Regions from separate parts of the Mus musculus genome. Here region 2 is linked to region 1. The links are chromatin loops, found by intact Hi-C in ENCODE. Cell type or tissue: heart. All regions are shown on one strand. Links, peaks and the distances in the headings refer to the core of each region. The heading gives the core; the rest is flanking DNA.

Region 1 (15,871 bases), core at 5,454-10,453:
CTGCCTTGAAACTCTCTGGTTCTATGAAAGTTAGTCACCCAGTAACACGAGGTCTTCACAGTGCTGTCCTGTAGCTATTCTGAGGAGGAAAGGATATTATTTTGCTTTTCTGGGTAAAGATATGGAAAGTTTTACTCTCAGGGGTAATTCAATTCAATTAAAGTTACATGCCTGTCACCTAGAATGGTAGCTTATCAGGAAAGGTATTTGGGACTTGGATTGGGACTTGGATTGAGTAATGTGTTCATTAGTGAATCTATAGGAATCAAGCTTTTAATTAAATAAATCATAAGATGTGCTTAAGATATTAGAAGATCAGCCCACAATGTGTATACAGGATACTGAGAGAAGGCAAACATAATCTGCTCTTAATGCTATCTGTGCATGAATAATTGATGCGACAGAAAACCTGTCACAAGGAGACTAGGGAAAGCATGACATTAGGCAATCCATGATGTTTTGCAGGTTAAGTGAATACATAGCCTGAAGAAATTATGGGAAATTTCCAAACAGTGAGAAATAGAAAGCCGGCCAAGTCCTTGAGGAGTCACCCTCCTTCCCATTGGTGAGAAATATAAAGAAGGTGCTAGAAAATACACTTAAAATAATCATGCACGCTCTTCATAATCCTGGCTTCTCTGGAAAGCCTCCCTCCCTGAGAATAATGTACTGAGCCAGAAAAAAATAGTTCAGTAGAAAGATCTTTTTGTTTTTGTTTTTGTTTTTGTTTTTGTTTTTGTTTTTTTGAGACAGGGTTTCTCTGTATAGCTCTGGCTGTCCTGGAACTCACTCTGTAGACCAGGCTGGCCTCGAACTCAGAAATCCGCCTGCCTCTGCCTCCCAAGTGCTGGGATTAAAGGTGTGTGCCACCACTGCCTGGCGAAAGACGTTTTTTAAAAAATGAATAAAGTGAAAATATTAACACACAACTCAAGAAATTAGATATAAATTGGAGGAGCCAATCAAACCCCAGTTTGTCTTTAATTGATCCCTTCATCCCCTAACTCAATACAGACTTCTGCTCGTACACAGCACACAGAAACTTGCTGACTGCTTGACGCACAGTGCTTTCATAGGTTGCAGTACAAATACAAATGTCTTCCTCTCCAATCTTCAGCTCAAATTCCAAACCCAAGAATTATTACAGAATCACCAGCAAAAACAATAGGAAGGTGTTGAATATGAAAAATTACAGTTTATGTAGAACCTTGTAATTAACTTTCATTTCAATGAGATTATGGTATCTGTTTGATACACAACAGTTTATATTTCTCTCTCTCTCTCTCTCTCTCTCTCTCTCTCTCTCTCGTTTTGTTGGTTTGGTTTGGTTTGGTTTGGTTTGGTTTGGTTTGGTTTGGTTTGGTTTGGTTTTACGAGACAGGGTTTCTCTGTGTAGCCCTGGCTGTCCTGGAACTCACTTTGTAGACCAGGCTGGCCTCAAACTCGGAAATCCGCCTGCCTCTGCCTCCCAAGTGTTGGGATTAAAGGCATGCACCACCATGCCCGGCCCTGATACAAATGAATTTGCTCATATGATCCCAGGAAGTTATGGTAAACCCTGAAATACTGCATTTCCTTGAGTATCGGTTCATTGAGCATCCAATTCCAGATTCCAACATTTCAAGTTTCCCATTTTCCTTATCACATAGGTGCTACATATTAGAGCATCTTGGATCCCATTTCAGCTTCCCTTACCCCACTGATGTACTTACCCAAAATAAAGGGACATCATCCTTAAGAAAAGGATAGTGTACAAATTGAAACACTCCCTCCTGAAGTGAGGAGAGGGATTCTTTAAGTCTGAAAGTAAACTTAGAAGGCTCAGGAAGTAAACAAAACTTACAAGTCTCAGGGAACTCCCATAACAAGATTCCTAAGCCTCTTCTCCAAGTAAGGAGTAACAATGGCTTGGAAGAAGAGGCTCTCCAACCAGCTAACCTGGCTGCCAGTCACACAGGGAGCTCTAAGGATGCAGTTTTTGTGAGGTTTCACCAGGGCTATGGTGCTGCTGTTGAGTCATCTATACTTTCCTGTTGTACTAAAAATTAATCGGGGGTTTATATCCCACTTTTGATCATCCAGTTCCCAAATAAAAGACATAAAACCTTTAAATTTATATTAAGGCTTAATAACACTAGAGCTGGTTAGATATCAACTCTCTAAGTTATTTTGTCTACTTCCCTGTCCATTACCATGAGATATAACCTGACATGGTCCACTTAAACTGCTCATACTCCAGCTGGCTGTCCCTCATGGCCATGTTCTCAAGATACACATGGAGTCTTCCTCTCACCTCTCCTCTCTCATTCTTTTCCTCTTAGTAGTCTCTGCTTCTGACCCCAACCCTGGAAACTGAAGCTCTGCCTACCTCTCTTCTGCCCAGCTACAAGCTGTAGTCATCTTTATTTAACCAACAGTTTTAAATTTAGGAGAAAGGTTACATAGCATCATTTCATGTACTGAGGCAACCTGATCTTGGAGACCAGTATTTAGCATTACAATACATAGCAAAAGACCAAACCTCAACACTTCCATACTTTATTTGACAAAAGCTAGAGACATCTGGGAAGAGGGAATCTCAATGGAGAGGTCGCCTCTATCTGCTTGGCCTTTGGACATGTCTATGTGGCATTTTCTTGATTAATGATTGATGTAGGAAGACCCAGTCCATTGTATGTAATGCCATACCTGGGCATGTCCATTTTATAGAAGGATATCAAACTCCCCTGCTGTGATTTTTTTCCTTATAGTATTGCTAGTATTTGATTTGTTTTTGTTTTTGTTTTTGTTTTTTTTTTCAAGACAGGGTTTCTCTGTATAGCCCTGTCTGTCCTGGAACTCACTCTGTAGACCAGGTTGGCCTAGAACTCAGAAATCCACCTGCCTCTGCCTCCCAAGTACTGGGATTAAAGGCGTGCACCACCATGCCCAGCTGCTAGTATTTGATTTTATGTTGTTGACCCACCTCCATTATTGTTGTATGTTATGTTAAAAATATAATGTCAATTATGCATTGTAAACAGCTTTTGAGCAAAAATGATCCAATCTAAAGTGACTAAGGACAGTCTTCATTTTTTAAAGATTTCTTTGTTTATTTTATGTGGATGAGTGCTCTCTGCATCTACACCTGAGTGCCAGAAGAGGGCATTAGATCCCACTATAGATGTTTGTGAGCCTCGATATGCTGGAATTGAACTCAGGGCCTCTGTAAGATCAATCAGTGTTCTTAACCATTGGGCCATATCTCCAGCTCCAGAAAATTTTCATTTTGAATACATTTCCAAGCAGGTCTTGGAATCACTAAGTCCAGGGGAAACAGAATGCAGCCTCTACAGAGTCACCATCTCCGACAATCTGTGAAAAACAGACATCATTTGGGCTACTTCCACATAAACGTCTTCTCTCTGCAGGACAAAGTTCTCTCTGTACTAAAGTAAGTATGGAACACCAACTTACATAAAGCTGTCCTTGTTAGGTGAACCCACCTCAGCGATGCCACTTGGTGTTCTTACTTCTCCTTTTGCTGTAAGGAGGGGAGTTCTTGAGGTCACAGTGAGCTAGCTGGGGCTGCCGCACATTCAGCTAGAGTATGGAGAGAGCAGCAGGGATGTCAGTCTCTAGCTCTGCGTGAGTTCATAGATGTTGTAGAGTAATAAAATTCTGCCAGTTTGGTTTTAAACCACATCAGGGATAATTTAAGAGATGAATGAAAAGTCAGGCAGAGAGTCGCATGCCTCTAATCCCAGCACAAGACATAGTGGTGGGAATTCCAAAAACACAAGTTTGCCATCTAACACATAAAGCACACAAGACCAGCCAGCTTGGATTGCATAAGAACCTATCTCATAGCAGATAGTCCTGTATAACGTTAATCACAGCACTCCAGAGACAGGGGCAAGCATAGCTCCGTGATGTGGGGGCCAGCCTGGTCTATGTAGAGAGTTCTAGTCTAGTCAGGGCTACATGGTAAGGAGGGAGAGAGAGAGAGAGAGAGAGAGAGAGAGAGAGAGATGATTGCTTATATTTATATTTTAGGTGAGATATTTTCAAGTCAGTGGTGCAAATCACTATCCGTGTACAGTAATCTAATTTGTATTTTCAAATTGAGAAATTCAATTTTGCAGACAAGCAAAAATGAATGAAAGAAAATCTTTAAACCCTTGAAAGACTTCACCTTTATGCACCTATTGTTCCTAACCTGGTGTTGCTAGACATCTGGCTGAGACAGTCCAGTGCTAGCTTTATGTGTACAAGATAATGTACGGGGCCGAGATGGAGCTCGGTGCTGAAGTGCTTGTTTAACCTGTGCAAAGCCTGGGTCAAGCCCCAGTACTGCAAAAACAACCAGTTAAAAAAAAACAAAACAAAAAGCCAGGCATGGTGGTGCACGCCTTTAATCACAGCACTTGGGAGGCAGAGGCAGGCGGATTTCTGAGTTCGAGGCCAGCCTGGTCTACAAAGTGAGTTCCAGGACAGCCAGGGCTACACAGAGAAACCCTGTCTCGAAAAAACAAACAAACAAACAAACAAACAAAAACCAGAGTATTTATAAAGATCTGTATGCATTCACAGACAAGTCAGACAGACAGACACTTATAGTCACATATAGTCACACATGATCACACATATACACACAAATATTCACATGTGTATATACTCATGCATACATGCATATACACACACACTCATACACACTCTCACACGTACTCAGCCATTCACATACACACACATATGCACACTCACATATACATTTGAAGGTTAAATGTGGACACTACAAACTTTTGAAATAGCAGATATCATAAAAACTACATGCACTTAAGTTGCATGTAAAATACCATTAAATGATGCGTGTGAATAAATATACATACAGCATATATTTTATAAATAGATATTTGTATAAAATGTTTGTATAATATATATACATACACAAAATGCAGTAAGCAGCAGAGATTTCCCTGTGTATCTCCATGGGACTGAATCATATATGCAAACATCACTTCAAGTTTCTTCAACTCTTCATAGGCAGAGGAGTTTTATAACCCAAGCCAAGACATCTGTCCTGCCGAATGACAGTTCCCTCGATTTCTGCCTGGCCATTTGCCTCCAGCTTGGAATTTTAAAAACAGGTCTTGGTGATTTACACGTAGAGCAGAATGTAGCCTTGACAGATACCTATAAATAAAGAGAAGTAAGACCTTTCATGTAGGCAAGCCACACAAGAAATCTCCCTGCAAATAAACTGTAGAAACTTGGTCTACAAGAAACTTGATGTACACTCCCTGGCATGAGTGTAAGGCTCTAACAAGAAGAAATAAATGCATTTGCAGTGTTCACTTTCCAACACAACCATGCAGAGAGCACCGGTCTCCCCTGCAGCTTTCTTTTTGAAATTTAATGCTGCCTGGGATGAGTTTTCTTCTAATGCTGTGCTTTTTGAAATGTGCTAAGATGGCTATTTCTTGGTTAAAGGGGATCAGCCTTTGTACAACTCAAATCTGCAGTGGAACCCTAATTAGCTAAATGGGGCTGCTCATGGCTGCATCAAATCACCCAGGGATGGTGTTTAAATGCCCCTTTCCTATTCTTTAGGTATGAAAAGAGACTGCACTCCTAGAAAGTTCTCATAGGATGCTGTTCTTGACCAACAGACAAGACAGTGTACTAAAGAACTAAAAGTTTTTAGCCACAGTTCCCAGTTTCTATTCTCTAACTCATAGGCATTCAGCAAACACTAATGTAACATGGGCTGTGAGCCAGCCATTCTGCTCTCCCGAAATGTTAATTTTATTTTATTTTCTCACTTTCTCCTCCTCTTTCTCCTTCATGAGATGTCTCTCTAGATGTCCAGGCTAGCTTTAAATTTACTGTTTATCATAGGCTGACTTTTGAACCTTACTGCCTCAGCTTCCCGGGTGCTGAAATTATAGATGTGACTAACACACCATCGTGTCCAGCTTCTAAGCAGCTTTTTAATGTGTTTCTTTTTCCTTGCATTTCACAGATGCCATTTGGTTATGGAAGATAGTTGGGAAATGCCATTGTGGAAATCTGAGCTAGGAATATTCATTAGACCTGAGCGTTCTAATGCCTAAAGTTAATTTTTTTTCCTCTCTCCCACCTAAACACTGGTGGAAATAAACCTCAAAAAGTATTACTGCAAGCATTACCTCACCTCCTTCCTCCTAAACAGTACAAAGACTCAGCCAGGCATATCTGTTATCAGATTCAGTCAGATGTTCATTTTCATAGAGTTGCTGAATCTATCTTCAAGGTAATCAAAGAAAGTGATAGTGTTTAGGGTTAAACAGATTTGGATTAAGGCACAATAAACTCCATCTATTTGTGAGATCTGGAGAGTTGTATCTACTCCCTGTGTTCTTACATGTACATGTAGATGTATGTGCTAGGTTTCCCTCACTATGAAAAATACCCAAGAAAATAAATTTAAAAGAAAGACATGCGTATTTTGGTTCATTGCTGTAGAGGTTTCAATCCATGATCACTCAGCTCTGTAGCTCTGGGCATAGTACAGAATATCCAGAGTCCATGCCTCCTCATGGTGCTCAGAAGCAAAAAGGAAGTCCCGATACCCCCTTCAAAGACATGATTCCAATGACCTAGCCTCATCCCACTAAGCCCTTCCTACTAAATATCCCACCTTCTCCCGATGGTGTCATGGGCTGGGGACAAAGCTAACCTGTATGACTGTGGCAGGCCTTGAGATAAAAACTTCAGCAAGGAGTTAGTAACCCTCTGCTTGTTGAATGGCTAATTGTTAAGAACCTGCAATGTGCTGAGTATTTTTCGAATACTTGAGATAAATCAGTGAGCAAAGGAAATAGGATTCACCTTCTTAGACGGAAGACAAAGGGGTAGGAATAACACATAGAAATAGACACTTGTATACATACCTGACACACACACACACACACACACGCAAAAAAAAAAAAAAAAAAAAAAAGACAAAAATAGTAGCTTTATTTACTATCTTTTGACTCTTTGCTGTATTCCGGTAGGCCCTAGGTAATACAGACCTATCATTTCTGTAAACTCCGTAGGGACTCTCCCTTGAATAGAGCACACTACACACCAGTCTTATCTGTAAGAGTGTGAGGTATGTCTAAACTCCCTTAATACTCACAGCTGCCCAAAAGGCAAGGTTGCTGCTTTCCTTTTACAAGGATGAAAAAACCATTGCTCAGAGGGGGAAAACAAACAAACATGCCCCAAACAGATTCTCAAATCATGGACATGATGACTAGCAAAGCTGTACTCTAACTCCAGAGCTTGTCTCTGGGTCCTCTCAACAGCAAATCTTCAAAGCAATGATATCCCAGCCATTTGAAAGAAGCACAAAGAAGTTTCATATCAAACACTGAAGAAGACAGTTGCAAGCTGGGCCTTAGGTGGGTTGGTTCTGCCCTCTGGTGGAACCACAGAGAGAGGCAGGACTAAGAGACCATTGACGACAGAGGAAGGGAAAGAAGTCACCCCACGTTCTCGGCTCTTCCAAAGTTTGAACAGTCATGAAAAGGACAGGGAACTCTAAAAGCAACACTTAGGACTATGGGGCGAATACCCATCCTGAATTTAAGCAGGTTCATTTCATGATCATGCTTGGACTGATTATACTGAACTGAGCCTGGCAAGCGATAGCCTACTCATAGCCACTTGCCCTTGACTGTGGGAATTTATGTGGCAAGTTTCCTCAAAGTTCTGTCACATTGAGTCCCTCCTGATGCTGGCCCATAATGTCTTATTGGGAGTGAAATAATCCTTTTCTCATATTTGGCCTTTGTCCACTTATTTTATGAGAGCAAATGAAGCAAACCTAGGAAAGTATCTATAGTTGATACAGTTCACACCTTAATTAACCCAAATTACAAAAACTCTCATAGACACGCTCAGAGTTCAAAACATCCTAGACAATTCTACACTGATAACTCAAAACCAGGTGCCTGTAGACTATCAGTCTCAAATGCAACAATTCCACATATCATAAACTTTGCTCATCAGTGCAGAAAACCATTAGGATACATAAGGAACATGAGATTTGTCTCAATATTTTGTTAACATACTATTATAGTACTTATGTTAATTCAATATAAGTATACACACTTTTCAAACATATGTGTGTAATGCTATTTCAGTTTTTGGTAGGGATCAATGAAAATGTGAATGTGACATAATTTTGACTCTTAACAATAAAAATTACCATTGTAAACCATAAATCTCCCTTAGCTGAACTCCATGCTGAAGAACGTTAAATTAATGAATCATGAAAAAAAAAAGAATATAAAGTGAGTTTCCAAGTACCTCACATAACACAGATTTTCCCACAACGTTCTAGCCACACAGGCAAAGCACTGAAGGTAAAGGAGACGAGTAACATTTGGAGCAATAAACAGCAGAGGTTGAAATTTTACTAGAAATAATTCTAAGTGAAACGGATTTTGTTAGTGTTAAAGAGACGTGATCGCGACTACAACACACTCCCTCTCAGGAATGGATTGTTAGAAAGAAATGAATGTGGTGTTCTTATCCAGCTTGAGTTCTTAAGGCTTATGAGTCCCTAGGACGATGCCCCACTGGCGTAATTGACACTCCGTGCTCCTTCTGTCAGCTCCCCAGTGGGATAAGACAACTCTTTGCTCACCAAGTTGGTCTAACACCAATGGGTGTCAAATGTAAGCCCGCTGCTGCAAACCGGCAATAGCTTGGGGTTTCTCAGACAGCCCCTACACGGGTAAGTTTCTGAGCTCCAGCAGCTAGGAAGGGTGGGAAGGGCTGCACACCCCTCTTCCCTCTGTACTTCAATCACAGACATTCAATATCCCCATTTCACATAGGCCAGAGGGCTATTCCTTGGAGTGATAAGAAACCATCACCTTTTAACCACTCTCTTAGGCACTCTCCTTGTCTCTTCCCAACTGGGTCCCAACAGAATATAGGGGTGGCGTAAATATTGCTTGTGCATCTGTGTCCCGAGCATCTGTAGGTTCGTGTAAGCGCTGGTTTATTTGGGGGGTGGGAGGATCTGCTTGCCTCCATCTTGGGTCTAGCATATCAGTTCAGCAGTAGCCTGACCCAACAATGCTCTCCTCCTTTGTCATCTTACAATCTCCTGTACTACCTTAAAGGAGTTTTAATCCACCCTTTAGAACAAGGAAGTCAGTCATGGATACAACTGAAATACTTTTGCTTAGAAAGTATGAGCCAGTGTGGAAGCAAACACTTAAGCCATCTATTATTATCTGTATGAAGTTTAAAAGCTGGGTTCTCTGATGGAACTCAGACGTAGGCTCGGACGTAGGCTCTGCATTTGACTTTACCCAGCAAGCTCACATTGTATACAGAAGGAGCTCAATAGATGTTCTAACTAAGAACAAAGGAATAACTTTTAAAAACTAAGGTAACACTTTGAAGTTATTTAAAGGTTCATTGGTTCCATACTGGAACAGCTTATTTTATCTGGCAGTAAGTCTATCTTCCCTAGTTGTCCTACTGAAGACAAAAAGCTTTTTCATTATCAGTAGCACAGTAATACAGATGAGAAAAAATTTAACACAAGATTATTTTGGCTATAAAAATCACAAAGTCGTGCCAGGCGTGGTGGTGCATACCTTTAATCCCAGCACTTGGGAGGCAGAGGCAGGCAGATTTCTGAGTTTGAGGCCAACCTGGTCTACAGAGTGAGTTCCAGGACAGCCAGGGCTACACAGAGAAACTCTGTCTCAAAAACCCAAAAAAAGAAAAAATCACATAGTTATTGGAAGGGATTCCTTCATTTTGACTGTCATTATAATAATTAACATTTTGGCCATAAGAAACTGAAATGCTAGTTACGTTTAGTTATTTATGTCACAATTGTTTAGTATTTCTCTTGTGTTTTCTAGTTTAACCATTGTATCAATAGTATAGGTAGGCAGTCTTCTCTTTTCTATATGCTTTGAAAACAGCTTATCCATGTTAAAAAATGATTTTGTCCAAGGTAAAATAGTGAGAAAGAAGTTGAAGCCACCAGCATCTGATGAGGAGGAATCAGGTGCCACCACTGTGTCACAGGGGCTTTGGAAAAACAAAATCTCATGGTAGGTGGGAGAAATAGCTGAGAGTGTCCAGTACTCATGCATAATAGGACCAGAGTTCAGATCCAACACCATGTCAGATGGCTTACAGCTGCCTGTGACCAGGGAATGGTATACCCTCTTCTGGTCTCCACACATACATGTACATCGTACATGTACAAATAAATAAAGGTAAGCCAGGCGTGGTGGGCAGAGGCAGGTGGATTTCTGAGTTCGAGGCCAGCCTGGTCTACAACGTGAGTTCCAGGACAGCCAGGGCTATACAGAGAAACCCTGTCTCAAAAAACAGAAAGAAAGAAAGAAAGAAAGAAAGAAAGAAAGAAAGAAAGAAAGAAAGAAAGAAAGAAAGAAAGAAGGGAGGGAGGGAGGGAGGGAAGAAAGAAACAAACAAACAAAGAAAGAAACAAAGAAAGAAACAAACAAAGGTAAAATAAAATCTCTCAGTGTACCTTGCTTCTGACTCCATCTCTCTGTTGTGGATAAATTTACTTTTTACAAGGTAGCAGCTCAGCATTACATCAGCAAAACATAGTGGATATCTAACCTCAGTGTTGATTTAAGATCTTTTTAGATTCCTTTTCCTCATTTTTCTAGTAAATGTACTCTCACCGCCATATCTAGAATAAAATGATTTCTTCTAATAAAAGAAAAAAAAAAAAAACAATAACTTGAGCTCTGAACATTACAGTCCTCTAGCTTGACACATTAGTTATGGTGCCAGAAAAGACTTCTTTGAATCTCAGGTGAATGCCATAGTGTTTAATTACCCAGTAAATCTAATATATGATTGTCTCAATCACAAGATGAAAAGTGGCCATCTGATTTTGTTTTTGCTTTGTACGAAGAATATTGAACTGAAGAAGTGAGATTTACCCTTCACGTCTGAGACTAAAAGTTAAACTGTTTAAAATATAACTATTTTAATATAGCAATATATATGTACTTGATTTTCTAACCTGGCAACATAAATTGGATAGAAAAGCAATACTATTCTTCCATCCCTTTTTATATTAGATTCACAGGAATGAACACTGAAAAGGACGGCGTTGAACGCGCGCCATCTCGTGGTAAGGTGTTCAAACTGTTGAAGTATAATTTGAAGAAAAGGGGAAAATGCCATACAGTCAGGGCAGTAGAGAAACGATCCATCTCTCACCTATTAAGTCTTCAGAGGGCCTTCGAGTTGTGTTTAAAAGGCATGGCAAGATTCCTAGGCAGAGTCCTGGAAATGTTCGTCTTCTGGTACCCAACAGCGTTGGTGCGTTGTAAGTTGATCTCAGGGCTAACCTGTGAAGACAGCATTTGATTCTATGAAGTGGGCAACAGCGAGGTTGAAAACACCCATGCGTATGGGCACACTGGGGTTTAGCAGGATCGCTAATCCATCATTCCCGACATCTGAGAGGAGAGTTGACTGATACACAGGACTGTCAAATCTGAAGGGTCTTCACGAAGAGTAAGGTCTCAGTTAATCTGCATCTGCCGTCAAAGTGTTATCCAAGGGACACAAAATAGTCATTCACCTCACACTCCAGCAGGATGATGAAACACGGGTCGTGGGTAACGCGGGCTGCTCTCCGGCTTGATCAGAGGGGCCATGGAAGGGAGTCGCCGCCAAGCTGAATGTCCAGCTGGGATCTCACTTGGCCACTGCCAGCCTCTTCTGAATATAATGTGTGTTCTTACTCGAACACGCACCAATTAGGGAATCCTGTGGTCTAGATTTTAATCCAGAGAGCAGGGTCAACCGGGTCTTACAAGAAGTACAATTCTCCCACTCTTCTCAGAATTGCAGACTAATCATTGACTCTAAACATAAAATTATACCGTGTACAGCTGGGCTGGTAAGATGGCTCAGCTGGTAAAGGTGCTTGCTGCCAAGCCTAACGACCAGAGTTCATCCCTTGGCCCCACGGGATACCAGAAGAGAACCAACTTCCACAAGTTGACTTTTGACCTGCACATCTATGCCCTATAGCAGGCTTGTACCCACCCAAATAAATAAATGTAATGATTTTTTTTTAATGTAAAGTTTCTAAAAATGAAGGTGGAAGAAAATTGCTGTGTAAGTAGATTATTACTTACTACTTAGCTATAACATGAAAAACGTGATCTATAGAAGGGAAATCATGGGCCAGAGGTCACCTGCCACGATGGTTCGCTACTCTCTTGACCCAGAAAACCCCACAAAATCATGCAAATCACTTTAAGAACACCGGGGAAACTGCCCAGGCCATCAAGGGTATGCATATCCGGAAAGCCACCAAGTATCCGAAGGATGTCACTTTAAAGAAGCAATGTGTGCCATTCCGGCAGTATAATGGTGGAGTCTGTAGGTGCGCCCAGGCCAAACAGTGGGGCTGGACACAGGGTCGGTGGCCAAAAAAAGAGTGCTGAATTTTTGCTGCACATGCTTAAAAATGCCGAGAGTAACGCTGAACTTAAGGGTTTAGACGTAGATTCTCTAGTTATTGAACATATCCAGGTGAACAAGGTACCTAAGATCGCCGACGAACCTACAGAGCTCATGGCCGGATTAACCCACACATGAGCTCCCCCTGCCACATTGACATCATCTCTCACTGAGAAGGAACAGATCGTTCCAAAGCCAGAAGAGGAGGCTGCACAGAAGAAAAAGATATCCTAGAAGAAACTGAAGAAACAAAAACCCATGGCCCGGGGATAAATTCAGCATAAAATAAATGCAGATAAAGTTTTAAAGGGGGGGGGGGAGGTCATTTGGAACAATAGGGAAAAAATGAAAATGTTTCTTCTAAGATGCTAACAAATTGAAAGACAAGAGACAGGTGAATAAAGCATCTGATCAATAACACGGAGCCTTCACAGGACCAAGGGCCTCTCCTCCCACTGATGCTAGATGAGGCCTCCTCTGCTACATATGCGGCTGGAGCCATGAGTCCCTCCATGTGTCCCTCTTTGACTGGTGATTTAGTCCCTGGGAAATCTAGGGGCTCTGGTTGGTTGATATTGTTGTTCTTCCTATGGGGTTGCAAACTCCTTCAGCTCTTTCAGTCCTTCCCCTAACTCCTCCATTGGGGTCCCCATGCTCAGTCCGATGGTTGGCTGCAAGTATCCACATCTGTATTGGTCAGGCTCTAGTAGAGCCTCTAAGAAGACAGCTTAAGAAACAGTATCAGGTTTCTGTTAGCAAGCACTTCTTGGCATCAGCAATAGTGTCTGGGTTTGGTGTCTGCAGATGGGATGCATTCCCAGGTGAGGGAGTCCCTGGATGGCCTTTCTCTCAGTCTCTGCTCCACTTTTTGCCCTTGCATTTCCTTCAGACAGGAGCAATTCTGAGTTAAAATTTTTGAGATGGGTGAGTGGCCCTATCCTCAATCAGGGGCCATGCCTAAATTCTGGATATGGTCTCTACAGGTTCTCCCTCCCCTTTGTAGGGTATTTTAGCTAATATCATCCCCATTGGGTCCTGGGAACATCTTGCTTTCCTGTCTTCTGGGACTTTCTAGTGCCTACTCCCAGTTTCCCATCACCCATTGCTACACACCTCTGTTAAAGTTCATGACCCTCTGTACTTCTCCATCTCCTCCCATTCTTGATCCTTCTTCCTTCTTTTCCCCTCTCCATACTCTCTTCCTCCCAAGTCTCTCTCACCGTCTACCTCCCATGATTATTTTCTTTCCCCTTCTAAGTAGGACTGAAGCATCCACACTTTGGTCTTCCTTCTTCTTGAGCTTCATATTATCTGTATCTTGTATCTTGAGTATTCCAAGCTTTTTGCCTAATATCCACTTATCAGTGAGTGCATCCTGTGTGTGTTCTTCTGTGACTGGGTTACCTCACTCAGGATAATATTTTCTAGTTCCATCCATTTGCCTGCAAATTTCATGAATTCATTGTTTTTATAGCTGAGTAGTACTCCATTATGTAAATATACCACATTTTCTGTATCCATTCAACTGTTGAGGGATATCTGGGTTGTTTCCAGCTTTTGGCTATTATAAATAAGGCTGCTATGAACATAGTGGAGCATGTGTCTTTGTTATATGTTGGAGCATATTTGAGGTATATGCCCAGGAGTGGTATAGCTGGGTCCTCAGGTCCAATTTTCTGAGGAACTACCAGACTGATTTCCACAGTGGTTGTACCAGCTTGCAATCCCACCAGCAATGGAGGAGTGTTCCTCTTTCTCCACATCCTTGACAGCATCTGCTGTCACCTGAGTTTTTTTTATCTTAGCCACTCTGACTGGTGTGAGGTGAAATCTCAGGGTCATTTTGATTTGCATTTCCATGATGACTAAGGATGTTGAACATTTCTATAGGTGCTTCTCAGCCTTTTGAGTTTCCTCAGTTGAAAATTCTTTGTTTAGCTCTGTAGCCCATTTTTAAATAGGGTTATTTGGTTCTAACTTCTTCTTTGTATATGTTAAATACTAGCCCTCTATTGGATGTAGTATTGGTAACGATCTTTTCCCAGTCTGTTGGTTGCCATTTTGTCCTGATGACAGCGTCCTTTGTCTTACAGAAGCTTTTCAGTTTTATGAGGTCCCATTTGTCCATTGTTGATTTTAGAGCATAAACCATGTGTTCTATTCAGGAAAATTTCCCCTATGCCGATGTGTCCAAGGTTCTTTCCCACTTTCTTTTCTATTAGATTCAGTGTATCTGGTTTTATGTGGATGTCCTTGATCCACTTGAACTTGAGACATTGACCTATTCTAAGTTTACAGTGCATTTGCAATTTTACAAGGGAGTTATATCATGCTAGGTGTATTTTAATGTCCTGGCTATTGTTTCATTTGGACATGAGACATGATTTATGTCAAGGTAGCAAATCACTGGATTGTGATGGCTATTCCTGCTTGTGAACTTGACTACATCTGGAATGAAGTACAATCCAGAAATGGAGGGCACACTTGTAATTCAGATCTTGAGGTGGGAAGACAGGCATCTGACCCAGATCTTGACATGGAGATCTTGAGGCACAGTGGCTGTGAAAAGTTTAGGCCCAGGCAAGGTAGTATACGCCTTTAATCCCCAGAGACTGAGGCAAGCAGCTGTCTGAGTCCAAGGCCAGCCTGGGACAAAGCAAATTCCAGATCCAAGCTCAGTGGTTCACACCTTTGATCTGGGCCTCACCTTCTGCTGAAGGCCACATAAGGACTTTGGGAGAGAAGGACTACTCACTTCCTTGATTGTTTGCATTTACTTGCCAGCACATCTGTTGGAACCTACTTCTACAGAAGACCAATCCTGGGATTGAGTGACAACTAGATGTTTGGACTTCCCATTCACAGCTGCCCATTGTTGTGTTAGCTGGACTTCAGACTGTAAGCCATTACAATAAATTCCATTAATATAGAGAGACATTCCATTGATTCTGTGACTCTAGAGAACCCTGAGAAATGCACCAAGTACCATGGAAAGATGCTCATCAGCCGTCCATCATCAGGATATAAATGAAAGCTGTAAGAAAGTACCAGTACTGCCCTGGCAGCACAGTGGCAAAAACCGCAGGCTGTACTGAGTGTTGACATACATTTCTTGAGAAAAGGGCACCAATTTGGGAAATATTTTCATGCATCCTTAAAAGGTAGGTTACTTTGCAATTTGTGATAAAACACTACAACCAGAAACAATTTGGGGGAAAAAAGGGTTTGTCTCAGGTTGTGGTTTACAGTTGTGGCCCATCAAGAAGGGGAGGCAGGGCAGGAGCTCAGGGCAGGAGGTGGATGCAGCATCCGAAGTAGACCATGAAACAGCAAGTACTCCTTTGCTCTGTGGCTTGTTCAGCTTCCTTTT
Region 2 (15,871 bases), core at 5,935-10,934, 310 kb before region 1:
TGCCTCATTTGGCAAGGATGCCACAACTATGAAACCCTTTCTTACAGTTGCAAGCTCTCAGATAAACCAGTACAGTGGAAGGATATGAACTATTCAAAGTTTCCTGAAGTATCTTCATATTACCACTTATATCAATATTAATACACTTGCATGCTACAATTCGGGCTAGTGGCTCAGTGGGTTAAAGATGCTTGCTGCCCAGTCCAGTCTTGAGGTCTACAGTCTCTACACATGTGCGGTGCTATGGGTGCTCCCACACCTACATACACCCAAACACTCGAAGTAAATAGTATATGAGAAACTATCTGAGAATCAGAATACAGTGGGTAGGCAAGACAGGGAAATTAGTGGATTGCACTGTCAAGATACTTAGTACTTCAAAATCAGTGTAGATTAAAAAACAAATGGGTTTGTCCCAAGTAAGCACAGCTTTTCTCTACTGGGTGTATTTAATATTTGACTTTTATTATTTTTTCATTAAACTTAATCTTTTATCTTGATCAGATTCAAGATGGTAATCCCACATTTTCATCGTTTGAGTCTCTATATTTTACATTAATGCTAATATTATTTCTTGTTCTCACCTTATTCCAAACTTTTTTTTCCCATCAATGTCTTAATGTTGTTATTTTACAATAATAAAATAACTTGATACATGGGGTCCCGGGTTCCTCAGAGACTAGTCTGCGCAGGTGAGAAGGCAGACTCAGAAGTGACACAGCTTCTGGGACAGACCCCATTTCGGGCTCCAGACATCAGGGCACTTTCCCTACCAGAAGGGAGGTGTTCCCCAAGGAGGGCTTTTTCAGAGCAGGTGAGGGAGCCATCTTGGATCCCAGGTCCCTCAGAGACCAGTCTGCACAGGTGAGTGAGCTGACTGCAGAAGCGACACAGATTCTGGGACAGGCAGAAGCGACATAGCTTCTGGAAAAGACCCCGTTTCGGGCATCAGACATCTGGGAACCTTCCCAGCCAGAGGAGAGGTGTCCGCCCTGGAGGGCTCAGTTGGAGCAGGCAAAGGAGCCATCTTGGGTCCTGGGTCCCTCAGAGACCAGTCTGCGCAGGTGAGAGTGGGCTACAGAAGCGACACAGCTTCTGGGATAGGTAAAAGCAACACAGCTACTGGGACAGATCCCATTTCAGACTCCAGATATCCAGGCACCTTCCCAGCCAGAGGAGAGGTGTTCACCCTGGAGGGCTCTGACCACCAGAGCAGGTGAGAGAGCCATCTTATGGCCCGCATCCCTCGAGGACCAGTCTGTGCAGGTGAGCTTGCAGTCTTCAGAGGCAACACATCTTCTGGGACAGGCCCTGTTTCGGGTCTTCATCTTCAGCCATGAGGCAGGTCTGAATGGCAGATATCTGTGCACCTGCTAAGCAAGAGGAGAGCTTGCCTGCAGAGAGTACTCTGACCACTGAGACTCAGGAGACAGCTAGACTCCCAGGTCTGCTGACAGAGGCTAACAGAATCACAGGAGGAACAATCTCCAACCAGAGACAACTATAACAAATAACTCCAGAGATTACCAGATGGTGAAAGGCAAATATAAGAATCTTACTAACAGAAACCAAGACACTCACCATTATCAGAACCCAGCACTCCCACATCAGCCAGTACTGGATACCCCAACACACCCAAAAAGCAAGACTCGGATTTAAAATCATATTTCATGATGCTGGTAGAGTACATCAAGAAAGGCATTAATAACTCACTTAAGGAAATATAGGAGAACACTGCTAAACAGGTAGAAGTCCTTAAAGAATTACAGGAAAACACAACAGAACAGGTGATGGAATTGAACAAAACCATCCAAGACCTAAGAAGCAAAGTGGAAACAATTAAGAAAACCCAAAGTGAGACAACAATGGAGATAGAAACCCTATGAAAGAAATCTGGGCCCCAATGGAGGAGCTAGAGAAAGTACCCAAGGAGCTAAAAGGGATCTGCAACCCTATAGGTGGAACAACAATACAAACTAACCAGTATCCCCGGAGCTCGTGTCTCTACGTGAATATGTATCAGAAGATGGCCTAGTCAGCCATCATTGGGAAGACAGGCCCCTTGGTCTATACCTCAGTACGGGGGAATACCAGGGCCAAGAAGTAGGAGTGGGTGGGTAGGGGAGTGGGGGGGGGGGCTGGGGAGCTTTGGGATAGCATTTGAAAATGTAAATGAAGAAAATACCTAATTAAAAAATAAATTTTAAAAAGTATTTAAAAAAAAGAAAGAAAAGAAAGAAATCTGGAACCATAGATGCAAGCATCAGCAACAGAATACAAGAGATGGAAGAGAGAATCTCAGGTGCAGAAGATTCCATAGAGAACATGGGCACAACAATCAAAGAAAATGCAAAATGTAAAAAGATCCTAACTCAAAACATCCAGGAAATCCAGGACACAATGAGAAGACCAAACCTACGGATAATAGGAGTAGATGAGAATGAAGATTTTCAACCTAAAGGGCCAGCAAATATCATCAACAAAATTATAGAAAAAAAATTCCCAAACCTAAAGAAAGAGATGCCCATGAACATACAAGAAGCCTACAGAACTCCAAATAGACTGGACCAAAAAAGAAATTCCTCCCGACACATAATAATCAGAACAACAAATGCACTAAATAAAGATAGAACATTAAAAGCAGTAAGGAAAAAGGTCAACTAACATATAAAGACAGGCCTATCAGAATTACACCAGACTTCTCACCAGAGAATATGAAAGCCAGAGGATCCTGGACAGATGTTATGTAGACCCTCAGAGAACACAAATGCCAGCCCAGGCTACTTTACCTAGCAAAACTCTCAATTCCAGTAGATGGAGAAACGAAAGTATTCCACGATAAAACCAAATTCACACAATATCTTTCAAAGGATAGTAAAGGGAAAACACCAACACAAGGACAAAAAATTCACCCTAGAAAAGGCAAGAAAGTAATCCTTCAACAAACCTAAAAGAAGACAGACACAAAAACAGAATCCCAACTTTGACAACAAAAATAACAGGAAGCAACAATTACTTTTCTTTAATGTCTCTAAACATCAATGGACTCAATTCCCCAATAAAAAGACATAGACTAATAGACTGGATACACAAACAGGACCCAACATTCTGCTGTTTACAGGAAACCCACCTCAGGGAAAACGACAGACACTATCTCAGAGTGAAAGGCTCAGACTGAAACAATTTTCTAAGCAAATGGTCTGAAAAAACAAGCTGGAGTAGCCATCCTAATATTGAATAAAATTGACTTCCAACCCAAAGATATCAAAAAAGACAAGGAGGGACACTTCATACTCATTAAAGGTAAAATCCTCCAAGAGGAACTCTCAATTCTGAATATCTATGCTCCAAATACAAGGGCAGCCACATTCATTAAAGAAACTTTAGTAAAGCTCAAAGCATACATTGCACCTCACACAATAATGATGGGAGACTTCAACACCCCATTCTCACCAATGGACAGATCCTGGAAACAGAAACTAAACAGAGACACATGGACACTAACAGAAGTTATGAAACAAATGGATTTAATAGATATCTACAGAACATTTTATCCTAAAATAAAAGGATATACCTTCTTCTCAGTGCCACATGGTACATCCTCCAAAATTGACCGACCATATAATTGGTCACAAAACAGGCCTCCACAGGAACAAAAATATTGAAATTTTCTCACGCATCTTATCTGATTACTATGGACTAAGGCTGATCTTCTATAACAACATAAATAAAAGAAAGCCAACATTCATGTGGAAACTGAACAATACTCTACTCAATGATTCCTTGGTCAAAGATGAAATAAAGAAAGAAATTAAAAACTTTTTAGAGTTTAATGAAAATGAAGCCACAACATACCCAAACTTATGGGACACAATGAAGGCAGTCCTATGAGGAAAACTCATAGCCTTGAGTGCCCCAAAAAATATACTAGAGAGAGCATACACTAGCAGACTGACAACACACCTAGAAGCTCTAGAACTAAAGTAAGCAAATTTACCCAAGAGGAGTAGAAAGCAGGAAATAATCAAACTCAGGACTGAAATCAACCAAGTGGAAACAAAAAGAACTATTCAAACAATCAACCAAACCAGGAGCTGGTTCTTTGAGAAAATCAACAAGATAGATAAACCCTTAGCCAGACTAACTAGAGGGCACAGGGACAGTATCCTAATTAACAAAATAAAAAATGAGAAAGGAGACATAACAACAGAACCTGAGGAAATCCAAAACATCATCAGATCCTACTACAAAAGGCTATACTCAACAAAACTAGAAAACCTGGATAAAATGGACAACTTCCTAGACAGATACCACATACCAAAGTTAAATCAGGATCAGATTAAAGATTTAAACAGTCCCATTTCCCCTAAAGAAATAGAAGCAGTCATCAGTAGTCTCCTAACCAAAAAAGCCCAGGACCAGATGGATTTAGTGCAGAGTTCTATCAGACCTTCAAAGAAGAACTAGTCCCAACTCTACTCAAACTATTCCACAAAATAGAAACAGAAAGTACTCTACCCAATTCATTCTATGAAGCCACAATTACTTTGATACCTAAACCACACAAAGATCCAACAAAGAAAGAGAACCTCAGACCAATTTCCCTTATGAATATTGATGCAAAAATACTCAATAAAATCCTCGCACACCAAATCCAAGAACATATCAAAACGATGATCCATCATGACCAAGTAGGCTTCATCCCACCGATACAGGGATGGTTTAATACACGGAAATCCGTCAACATAATCCACTATGTAAACAAACTCAAAGACAAAAACCACATGATCATCTCCTTAGATGCTGAGAAAGCATTTAACAAAATTCAACACCCCTTCATGATAAAAGTCTTGGAAAGATCAGGAATTCAAGGCCCATACCTAAACATAATAAAAGCAGTATACAGCAAACCAGTAGCCAACATCAAACTAAATGGAGAGAAACTGGAAGCAATCCCACTAAAATCAGGGACTAGAGAAGGATGCCCACTTTCTCCCTACCTATTTAATATAGTACTTGAAGTTCTAGCCAGAGCAATTCGACAACAAAAGGAGATCAAGGGGATACAAATCGGAAAGGAAGAAGTCAAAATATCACTATTTGCAGATGATATGATAGTATATATAAGTGACCCCCAAAATTCCACCAGAGAACTCCTAAACCTGATAAACAGCTTCTGTGCAGTAGCTGGATATAAAATTGACTAAAACAAATCAATGGCCTTTCTCTACACAAAGGTTAAACGGACTAAGAAAAAAATTAGGGAAACAACACCCATCACAATAGTCACAAATAATATAAAATATCTTGGTGTGACTCTAACTAAGCAAGTGAAATATCTGTATAAGAACTCCAAGTCCCTGAAGAAAGAAACTGAAGAAGATCTCAGAAGATGGAAAGATCTCCCATGCTCATGGATTGGCAGGATTAATAGAGTCAAAATGGCTATCCTGCCGAAAGCAATCTACAGATTCAATGCAATCCCCATCAAAATTCCAACTCAGTCCTTTCAACGAATTAGAAAAGGCAAATTCATCTGGAATAACAAAAAACCTAGGATAGCAAAAACTAATCTCAACAATATAAGAACCTCGGGTGGAATCACCATGCCTGATTATAAGCTGTACTACAGAGCAATTGTGATAAAAGCTGCATGGTACTGCTACAGTGACAGACAGGTGGATCAGTGGAATAGAATTGAAGACCCAGAAATGAATCCACACATCTATGGTCACTTGATCTTCGACAAGGGAGCTAAAACCGTCCAGTGGAAAAAGACAGCATTTTTAACAAATGGTGCTGGCACAACTGGCAGTTATCATGTAGAAAAATGTGAATTGATCCATTCTTATCTCCTTGTACAAAGGTCAAGTCTAAGTCAATTAAAGACCTACACATAAAACCAGAGACACTGAAATTAATAGAGGAGAAAGTGGGGGAAAGCCTCGAAGATATGGGCACAGGGGAAAAATTCCTAAATAGAACAGCAATGGCTTGTGCTGTAAGATCAAGAATTGACAAATGAGACCTCATAAAATTGCAAAGCTTCTGTAAGGCAAAAGACACTGTCAATAAGACAAAAAGGCTACCAACAGATTTGGCAAGGATTTTTAATCAATCCTAAATCTGATAGGGGACTAATATCCAATATATACAAAGAACTCAAGAAAATGGACCCCAGAAATTCAAATAACACCATTTAAAAATGGGGTACAGAGCTTAAAAAAAATAATTCTCACCTGAGGAATACCGAATGGCTGAGAAGCACCTAAAAAATGTTCAACATTCTTAATCATCAGGGAAATGCAAATCAAAACAACCTAGAGATTCCACCCCACACCAATCAGAATGGCTAAGATAAAAATTTCAGGTGACAGCAGATGCTGATGACGATGTGTAGAAAGAGGAACACTCCTCCATTGCTGGTGAGATTGCAAGCTTATACAACTGCTCTGGAAGTCAGTCTGGCATTTCTTCAGAAAATTGGACATAATACTACCAGAAGATCCAGCAATACCTCTCCAGGGCATATACCCAGAAGATGCTCCAACTGGTGATAAGAACACCTGCTCCACTATGTTCATAGCAGCCTTATTTATAATAGCCACAAGCTGGAAAAAACCCAGATTTCCCTCAACAGAGGAATGGATACAGAAAATGTGGTATATTTACACAATGGACAACTACTCAGCTATTAAAAACAATGAATTTATGAAATTCTTGGACAAATGGATGTATCTGGTGGATATCATTCTTAGTGAGGTAACCCAAACACAAAATAAGTCATTTGATATGCAGTCGCTGATAAGTGAATATTAGCCCAGAAACTTAGAATACCCAAGATATAATTTGCAAAACACAAGAAAATCAAGAAGAGGGAAGACCAATGTGTGGATACTTCATTCCTCCTTAGAATAGGGAACAAAATAGCCATGAAAGGAGTTGCAGAGACAAAGCTTGGAGCTAAGACGAAAGGATGGACTATCCAGAGACTACCCCACCTGGGGATCCATCCCATAATCAGCCACCAAACCCAGACACTATTGCATATGCCTGCAAGATTTTGCTGAGGGGACCTTGGTATAGCTGTCACGTTGAGGCTGTGCTAGTGCCTGGCAAATACAGAAGTGGATGCTCACAGTCATCTATAAGATGGAACACAGGGCCCTCAATTGAGAAGCTAGAGAAAGCACCCAAGGAGCTGAAGGGGTCTGCAACCCTATAGGTGGAACAACAATATGAACTAACCAGTACCCCCAGAGCTCGTGTCTCTAGCTGTATATGTAGCAGAAGATGGCCTAGTCAGCCATCACTGGGAAGAGAGGCCCCTTGGTATTGCAAACTTTATATGCCGCAGTACAGGGGAATGCCAGGGCCAAGAAGTGGGAGTGGGTGGGTAAGGGAGCAAGGCAGGGGTGGGTATAGGGAACTTTTGGGATAGTGTTTGAAATGTAAATAAAGAAAATATCTAATAAAAAATAACTTGATACAATTTGACTTTATTTTATGGTGCCCAACTGGTTAATATGCAAAATAAATTAGTTTTCACACCAACTGGGGATGAGGTAAGGTGAAAAAGTTAAGAGTCAAAAAGAGTAAAATTAAAATATATAGTCAAACTATGGCTTAAGAAGATGTTGGAGCCATGTGTACTCCTTTGTTGATGGCTTAGTTCTTGGGAGTTCTGTGGGGGCGTCTGGTTGGTTGATATTGTTGTTCTTCCTATGGGGTTGCAAACCCCTTCAGCTCCTTCAGTCCTTTCTCTTATTCTTCTATTGGGGACTCCATGCTTAGTCCAGTGGCTGGCTAGGAGAGAGCGTCCTCTGTTTTTGTAGTGCTTTGGCAGGGGCTCTCAGGAGACAGCTATATCAGGCTCCTTTCAGCATGCACTTCTTGGCATCCACAATAGTGTCTTGGGCCTTGTCATGCATCAATGGGAGGAGAGGTCCTTGGTCCTATGAAGGCTTGATAGATGCCCCAGTGTAGGAGAATCATGAGCGGGGAGCTGGGAGTGGGTGGGTGGGTGTAGGGACATCCTCATAGAAGCAGGGGAGGGAGGGTATGTTAGAGTGTTTCCAGGAGGGAGGGAAACCGAGAAAGGGAATAACATTTGAAATGTAAATAAAGAACATATCCAACGAGAGAGAGAGAGAGAGAGAGAGAGAGAGAGAGAGAGAGAGAGAGAGAGAGAGAGAGAGAGAGAGAGAGAGAGAGAGATTGGAAATTTCAGTAACAATTCCAGTCTGGCCAGTCATGTAATGGCCACCAGAGGGCAGTATAGCTCCCAGCTGCTTGAGGATTGTGGTGACATCCTGACTCTGTCAATAGGGAAGATCCAGATTCCCAGGACCCTATGCCTCTTCGGTTCGAAGGGAGTTCCCTGAAAGATAGCATCTGCTATCACTAGTGGGTGCCAACCCAAAGACGGGCTTATGTAAGCTTATTTGTAATGTACTTAAGTTTATTTTTTAAAATATAATCGTAACAACTAGTGAGAACCTATGTGACTGGCGTAACATTGCAGATATTCATCACTTTCGTTATCCAATTTAAACATTGTAACAACTCCATATCAGGCTCTCCCAATCTATCACCCACATGTTGCTAGGAGAATGTGGCACTCCTTGCCTCTAAGCCTTTTCTTACTAGATTCTAAGCAAAGGAAAATGTTTAAAGACATTGTAAGGACAACTGAGCCTTTCCTACCCCCCCCCCCCCCCCAGTCTAACTGACTTACTTTAAGATACTGGGGCTGTCAAGGACAATCAACCTGCCCAAGGTAGTGCCACCAGAGGGCACTGTAGCTCCCAGCTGTTTCAGGATTTTGGTGACATCTTGACCCTGTCGATAAGGAAGATCCACAGATTCCCAGAACCCTATGCCACTTCTGCTCGCATATGACAAGCCATACACATTTGTCTACCACCCACACCTGGGTCTCCAATCACTTCATTCCATTCTCATGCACAAATTGACAAGAGAAGTTTCCAAAATATTTTGAGCCAGCAATAGGCAGAGTAGATACTATTCTAAGCCTAGACATGGGGTATCCAAAATAGTGTCCCAGCAAGAAAATGTGTAGCTCAAGTGAAATCCTTCTAGCACTCTGTCTCTCTTTCCCACGCTAGCAATGATTTGGCTAGAAACCAGCTGACTGGTAGATTTAGCTGCTTACCTATGCTAGATATATTCCACCATCTTTCTGAGCTACAGAGTACCCGCCCAGTGACATTTTGACCCCGTCTTTTCTTCTCTAACATTGTTTTCCATCCTAATTCTCAGGCTATCACATTGCTGCTCTGGGTCCGTCAACAGGAAACACAATGCCACCAGATGTTCTTGGAAGCTGGCTCCCATGGGAGTCCATGGTGTCATTTCCGTTCCACACATCCACCTTTGCTGCTGCTTCATAATCATGTGTATCTGTGGAAACTGTCGGGGAACAGGGGAGGGTTTCTGGAATGTGCTCTCAGTAACTACAATTTCAGGGGTATGAGAGAGGCAGTGCTGGGGTGGAGGGAGATGCCAAACCGGGACAATTTTATCCCAGAAGCTGGGGTAGTCTAGAGTGACTTTCTCAACAGAAGCAAGAAACAGCTATTATGACCACTGATCAGCAGCAAGATATGGGCTGGTCCCCGGGGAGGGGCTGGATTCCCCAAAGGCTGAAGGTGAGTCCCCAGGACAGACTAATCTGGTAACTTTGGCAAGATGAAGAATGAGTGACTCCCAGCTGAAGGAATCACCCAGTCTGTATGACAGAGCACTAGCTTGTTAGTCCCAGTGTGTTGTGTGTCACATTAGACACATTACATTCACAGCATCGCCCCAGGTATCCTTGACGCCAGAGCCAAGCCTTTATCATGTGGAGGTGCTGCCCATTCCACTTATTTCAAAGGGAACAGTGTGAGTCTTGGATCCAAATGAGTGTGCGCACACACACACTGGGTAGTGCAAGGAAAACGGGAGGACCACACCTGTTAGGAGCCTGGCAGTCACAGCAAGCTGTCCAAATAGACTAAGTCCTTTATCTCATTTACTGCTTGGAATCCTTCCTTGCCAATCTCTATCTTCCTGAGCCTAACCAGCCTTGCCTGATGTGCCTTTCTATACTGAGAGCCAGAAAGTCCACCCTTCTTTCGGCTCCTACCAGAAAACACCAGCACCTGGTAGCTTCCTCTGCTTTCTTCCTGGCCTCCATATTGCTGCCCATCCGTGCTTGATGTCTCTGTGCAGGTAATGCTACTGTCTCAGCTTATCCAGGAGCCCAGGGAAGTAAGACCCGAGCAGTTGCCAAGGAGCAACACACAGGCAGGATCTCAACCAGAGAGAGGGAGAGAGAGAGAGAGAGAGAGAGAGAGAGAGAGAGAGAGAGAGAGAGAGAATAGGTATGTGCATGTGAGTGCAGGTGACCTGCTGAGGTCAGAGATATTGGATTCCCTTGAGCTGGAATTATTTGCAGTTGTGAACCTACATAGGGGATCAGGGGAGCAGCAAGAGCTGAGCCATGCCATCTTTCCAATCAGCCAGCCAGCCTGCTTGCTCTCTCTCTCTCTCTCCCTCTCTCTCTCTCTCTCTCTCTCTCTTTCTTTCTTTCTTTCTTTCTTTCTTTCTTTCTTTCTTTCTTTCCTTCTTCCTTTCTTTCTTTCTTTCTTTCCTTCTTCCTTCCTTCCTTTTTTCCCTTCTCTTTCTTTCTTTCTTTCTTTCTTTCTTTCTTTCTTTCTTTCTTTCTTTCTTTCTTTCTCTCTCTCTCTCTCTCTTCCTTCCTTTCTTTCTTTCTTTCTTTCTTTCTTTCTTTCTTTCTTTCCTTCCTTCCTTCCTTCTTCCTTCCTTTCTTCCCTTCTCTTTCTTTCTTTCTATCTCTCTCTTTCTTTCTTTCTTTCTTTCTTTCTTTCTTTCTTTCTTTCTTTCATTTCGGTTGTTGGTTTTTTTCAGACAGGTTCTCACTGTATAGCTTTGGATGACCTAAACTCGCTACATAAATCAAGCTGGCCTCCAAGTCATCAGGTTCATCCTGTCTCTGCCTGCCACGTGGTAGGATGTGTTACACTACCCCCAGCCTCCAGCCCTACTTCTATCATTTTTAATTACACGTATGTGAGTTTATCTGCCTGTAGGTTTGTGGACATGAGTGACAGTGTATGTCATGGAGGTCAGAGGTGAGGGATCATTCTAGAACTAGAGTCACAGGTAAGCCACTCCCTCCATGTGGGGGCTGGGCACTGAATTCTGAACCTCTGCAAGAGCAACGGTCTTTATTAATCAATGAGCGATCCTTTCAGGCCCCTAAGAAGACCACGCAAGGAGGACATGTATTTTTGCCTACAACTTCCTTTCTCTAGCTTTCTACACATCCATCAATCTCTGTCTTAAACCAGCTACTTTTAAAAGCACAGGAGCATAGGGGATGAGTTTAAAAGAGTTTGCTAGAAGACAGATTTCATCAATGCAGACAGGAGGGGAGAGAAGGAAACAACAAGAATAGGGCTCATTAGCTAAATATTCATTTATTAACAAAGAAACTGGGTTGTGTTTTTTATTATGGGACTTGACTGTACTTTTGGTTATGGTATTTATATCTATGTTACTCCATTTGCAAAAAGCATAAGAATGCTTTAAAACCACATTCTTATATTCTCACCCCCAACCCAGCATTTTAATACTATGGATTTAAGAAGGCACACGATTCCATGGAAACTCTGAGTGATTAGAACCAAAGGAATCTTCATTGAAATCTGGCTAGATATAAATAAACTCACACCACTTAATAAGTGTATGATTAGGACCATAAAATATGGTCAAAGTACACAGTATGCATGACTAAAATTTTCAGAATCTAAAGAAACTGGAAGACTGCAAAGATTTGGTATGTTTGTGTGTAGCCAACCAGCATACTTCAAGTTTTAATCAGTCTTGAGTACATGGAGTATTTTATTTAAAAAAATTTAAAACCTGTATCAAGAGCAGGCTCAGGCCAGTAGCCTGTATTGGAGCAGCAGAGAACTAGCCTGTCTGAACTTGTTTCCCAGGGAGAGGGACTGGCTCAGCTACCTTTCTATGTTCAGTAAATTAGCACTGAACAGTTTCTTGTGATGCTACAAATTCAGGCTTCAGGACTGCTCCAGTGGTCTCAGATCCAGTCCCACTCCAGCAGAGGCAGGTTTTCATGGACTCAGCCAAAGGCCCACCCTAGTTTCAGGACAGCCACTGTGGACTCAGGCACTGGAATACTTTCTGTAGGCCACATTGCCATGATCACAGTAGGCAATAGTTTAGGCCCACCTCAATGGTATAAGGTGCTGAGAATGCACCTAGGTGCCCACGCAATGGATCCATATGTTCTACAACCCAAGCACCAGTCCATCCTGCTTTAAGACACCAGAGCATCAGGTTGCTATGACGTGATGTCCCAGGGCAGTTGCCCTTCCCTGAGGAGAAGGAAAGGGGGTCTTGGGAGGCAGGAGTTTGTAAGGATGGGACTGAGAGAAAAAGAGAATGGTTTGTGATAAGAATGTAAAGTGGAAAAATAAATAAATTAGCAGGGGGAAAAAGACACCAGAACAAACCCCTTAGCTGATTTGCCTACAATCTACAGACAGGCTGACTGGTGGGTGAACAGCTTTGTCTGTGAAGACTCAAAGAAGTGCCAGTGACTTCTGTTTCTCAGGGACCAAGAGAAACCCAGAAGGTTTGCAAATGATTATTTTGCAAATGACACCATCAAAAAAGCAAAATAAAGCACTAGTAATCAACTCTAAATGGAGACTAACAAACTGACGAACAAATAGTTCAACGTATTTTTAAGTAAGGAATAAGAACATTTCCAGATAAAAGATGAGGGAGTTCATCACTTCTAGGTCTACCTCACAAGAAATGCTAAAAGGAGTTGCTCAGATAGAAACAGAAAAAGTGTAACAGGGTGAAAATATGAAATCAGAAAATCATTATAAAGCTAACAGAAATCAAATTTAGAACACTCCGTACTGTGATGGCCAGGTAAAACTAAGGCAAAAGCTAAATAAGTATTCAGGACAGCTATGATTATAATAATGTGTAAAGAGTTCAATAAAAAGATGTGAATTGTGATATCAATAACAAGTGTGGGAAGAAGAGCTAAAGCAGGTTTTCCTCATACAGTCAAAGGTACAATGATAGGATGTTTCCTATACATCTCAGGATAACCATGGTAAGCAATGCTGTGGTAAGCAACCATCAAGTCACAAGAGAGAAGACAGACAGAGCAGAAATGGGGGCTGCAAGGCAGTCAGGGGACAAAGTGGAAGAAATAAGTTCTTACTTACTAATAACTATAACTATATCACTATATCACTATATATATATATATACATATATATATATATAATTACAATACATAAAAATTCTGGGGGGATTAAGATATTCTACACTAGATGAACTTAAGAGCACACATAGGCTTCAGGTGAAGGGATGGATTAACTGATTCCATGGGAGTTGTGAAAAAATCAAGGGTTACTACATATGTATCAAGCAACATATACTTTAAGTGTGAAATATCACTTAGTATATAATGACAATAGGGTCCATTTATTAATAAACTATTAGATATCTATGTATACTACTTTAAAATTCAGAGTACTTAATTATACACAATAAATACCAACAAAAATGAAGGTTAACATAGATTTGCAGTGCAATGATAATAGCAAAATTCAATATTTTATTTTCAGAAATAAACAGGTCATCGTAACAGAAAAATAAAGAAATGACAACTTTGGGGACCGCCTTAAACCATCAAAACTAAAACAAAGGACAAATGCATAGCGATAACTATCGGAAAAAACGCAAAACTGGCTGAATCATCTTTACTAATTTCACATTACCTTACTACAATAATCAAATTGTATAATACTTGAATAGACACTGAAACAAACAAGGGAACGAATAAAAAAAACAGAGAAAACCGTCATGCAGAACACAGGGAGTTAATCCTTTGACAGGGCACCAAGACTACACAGTGGAGAGGGAGTCTCTGCAATCGAAGGTTCTATGTGAACAAGGGATATTCGTGGGAGAATTAAGCTGACTTGTACATTTAATTACACACAGAAGTCAAATAGAAATGGAACAGGGAAGGGCTGGTGAGATGGCTCAGTGGGTAAGAGCACCCGACTGCTCTTCCGAAAGTCCAAAGTTCAAATCCCAGCAACCACATGGTGGCTCACAACCATCCGTAATGAGATCTGACACCCTTTTCTGGAGTGTATGAAGACAGCTACAGTGTACTTACATATACTCAAAATAAATAAATCTAAAAAAGAAAAAAAAAAAAGAAATGGAACAGGGATTTAAACATTTCTAGTCCCGAAGCTATAAAACTACCAGAGGAACAAACAAGGTAAAAAGCTTTTTGACATTGGTTTGAATAGTAATTTTCTGAAAACCATTCTCGCACAGAAAAGTCTAAATGAAATTATATCAAACCACAAAGTTCCAAAATGTGTGTTTGGCAAAGTGAACAATACGCAGACTGAAGAGTCTTGTGGATAGGGAGAAGACATCCACAAACCATACAGCTGATAAGGGGTTAATATCCAAGATATGCAAGAAACCAAAGAACCTCAGAGCAAGAAACACACAACTTCATGTAAGAGGGGCAAGGAACCTGCCCAAATATTACTCAACAAAGGGCATCAAGGTCAAGAACGAGGAGATGAGAAAGTCAACAACAAACTGTTAGAGGGTGCAAATCAAAGACACAATGTAATGCTGACCTGCCATGTGGGGTGGCGGAGGTTACCAAATAACTGAAGAGAAGGGTCAAGAAAGATGGAGAGGAAAGAAAACACCAGTTCTCTTGCAGCTGGGAGTAAGTTTAGTGCAGCCATTATGGAGAATGGTGTCGAAGCTCCTTATGAAGTTGATACTTGAACTTGATACAATTGGACAACCTCAGCTCTAAGAAGCCACCTCAGGTCATGAAGTCAGTATGTTAAAGAAATGGTATCTACTCTCCATGTTCATGCAGCATTGTTTATGTTATGCAAGTTTGGAATCAATCTAAATGTCCATCATGGAATAAATGGATAGATAAAAGATCTAGATAGATGATAGATATATTATCAACAGATAGATATAAATAGACAGCTAGTAGAGAAATAGAGAGACAGACAGAGAGATTTATTCCAGTTTCATAAAAGGGTAACTATCATTTGTGACATTATGAGAGAGCCACGTTATGGTGAGTGAAATAAGTCAAATACAAAACGACAAAGACTACGTAATTTCACTTCTGTTTAGAACCCAAAGAAGCTGGATTCACAAAGGAGCAGAGAGATGACTACAGGTTGTCAAAACTGGGGTTTGATGAGAATGGGGATATGTTGCTGTGTCTAAAGGATGAACAAAACCTGCTGATTTACTGCACAAATGCTGAGCACAGTTAGTAATTAATATTAGATGCTTTAAATTGGCAAGAGTAGATTTTAAATATTTGCAGCACACACACAGTAACATTGTGATGACATGTTAATTATGTTGATATTGATAATCACTCTGTATGTTGATGAAAACATTAACTTGTATACATTAAATATATACTATTTATTTGCCTACTGCTACTCAATAAATCTATAAAAATCAGAAAAAATAAAGATACAATGAAGTAAATTCCATTATATTCACATGAAGACATAAAATATGTAAAACACCTAAGAGTTAGAATATTTAAAGCCATTAAGTAAGAAATAAAAAGAAAAATAGATCCATGAGGAGACAATGAGGATTCTTGTCCTGTGACTCAGGTTTCAGTAGCATCTATATTTAGTTTAAGGTATCACTCAGCGCTACCAAATGGCCAACCTTCACGCACTGATGTCTTAGGTTTTAGATACTA

Evidence for each region. Peaks named below come from ENCODE experiments on the same cell type or tissue, not always from the same donor. Only the 100,000 strongest peaks of a DNase experiment are listed, where the experiment ranks them.
Region 2: it touches region 1 in a loop (4-fold over the local background); 10 of 42 quality-filtered maps call a loop at or near these places.

What each region holds. Positions count from the first base shown.
Region 1 is chr10:5,779,703-5,795,573 of GRCm38, forward strand. It overlaps Gm30617 (a long non-coding RNA gene), which reads right to left and starts at 11,809. Exons shown (of 3, transcript XR_380053.1): 1 at 11,612-11,809; 2 at 11,245-11,375; 3 at 5,130-5,172. In heart, for the core only: a CTCF peak has its summit at 7,417 (motif pointing left); no DNase peak of the experiment used is centred there.
Region 2 is chr10:5,471,979-5,487,849 of GRCm38, forward strand. The region is part of intron 1 of Syne1 (spectrin repeat containing, nuclear envelope 1); the gene reads right to left. Gm40594 (a long non-coding RNA gene) reads left to right here. Exons shown (of 2, transcript XR_871424.2): 2 at 1-656. Among named protein-coding and RNA genes, the nearest start is that of Syne1, 8.4 kb to the right of the region's middle. In heart, for the core only: a CTCF peak has its summit at 8,280 (motif pointing right); no DNase peak of the experiment used is centred there.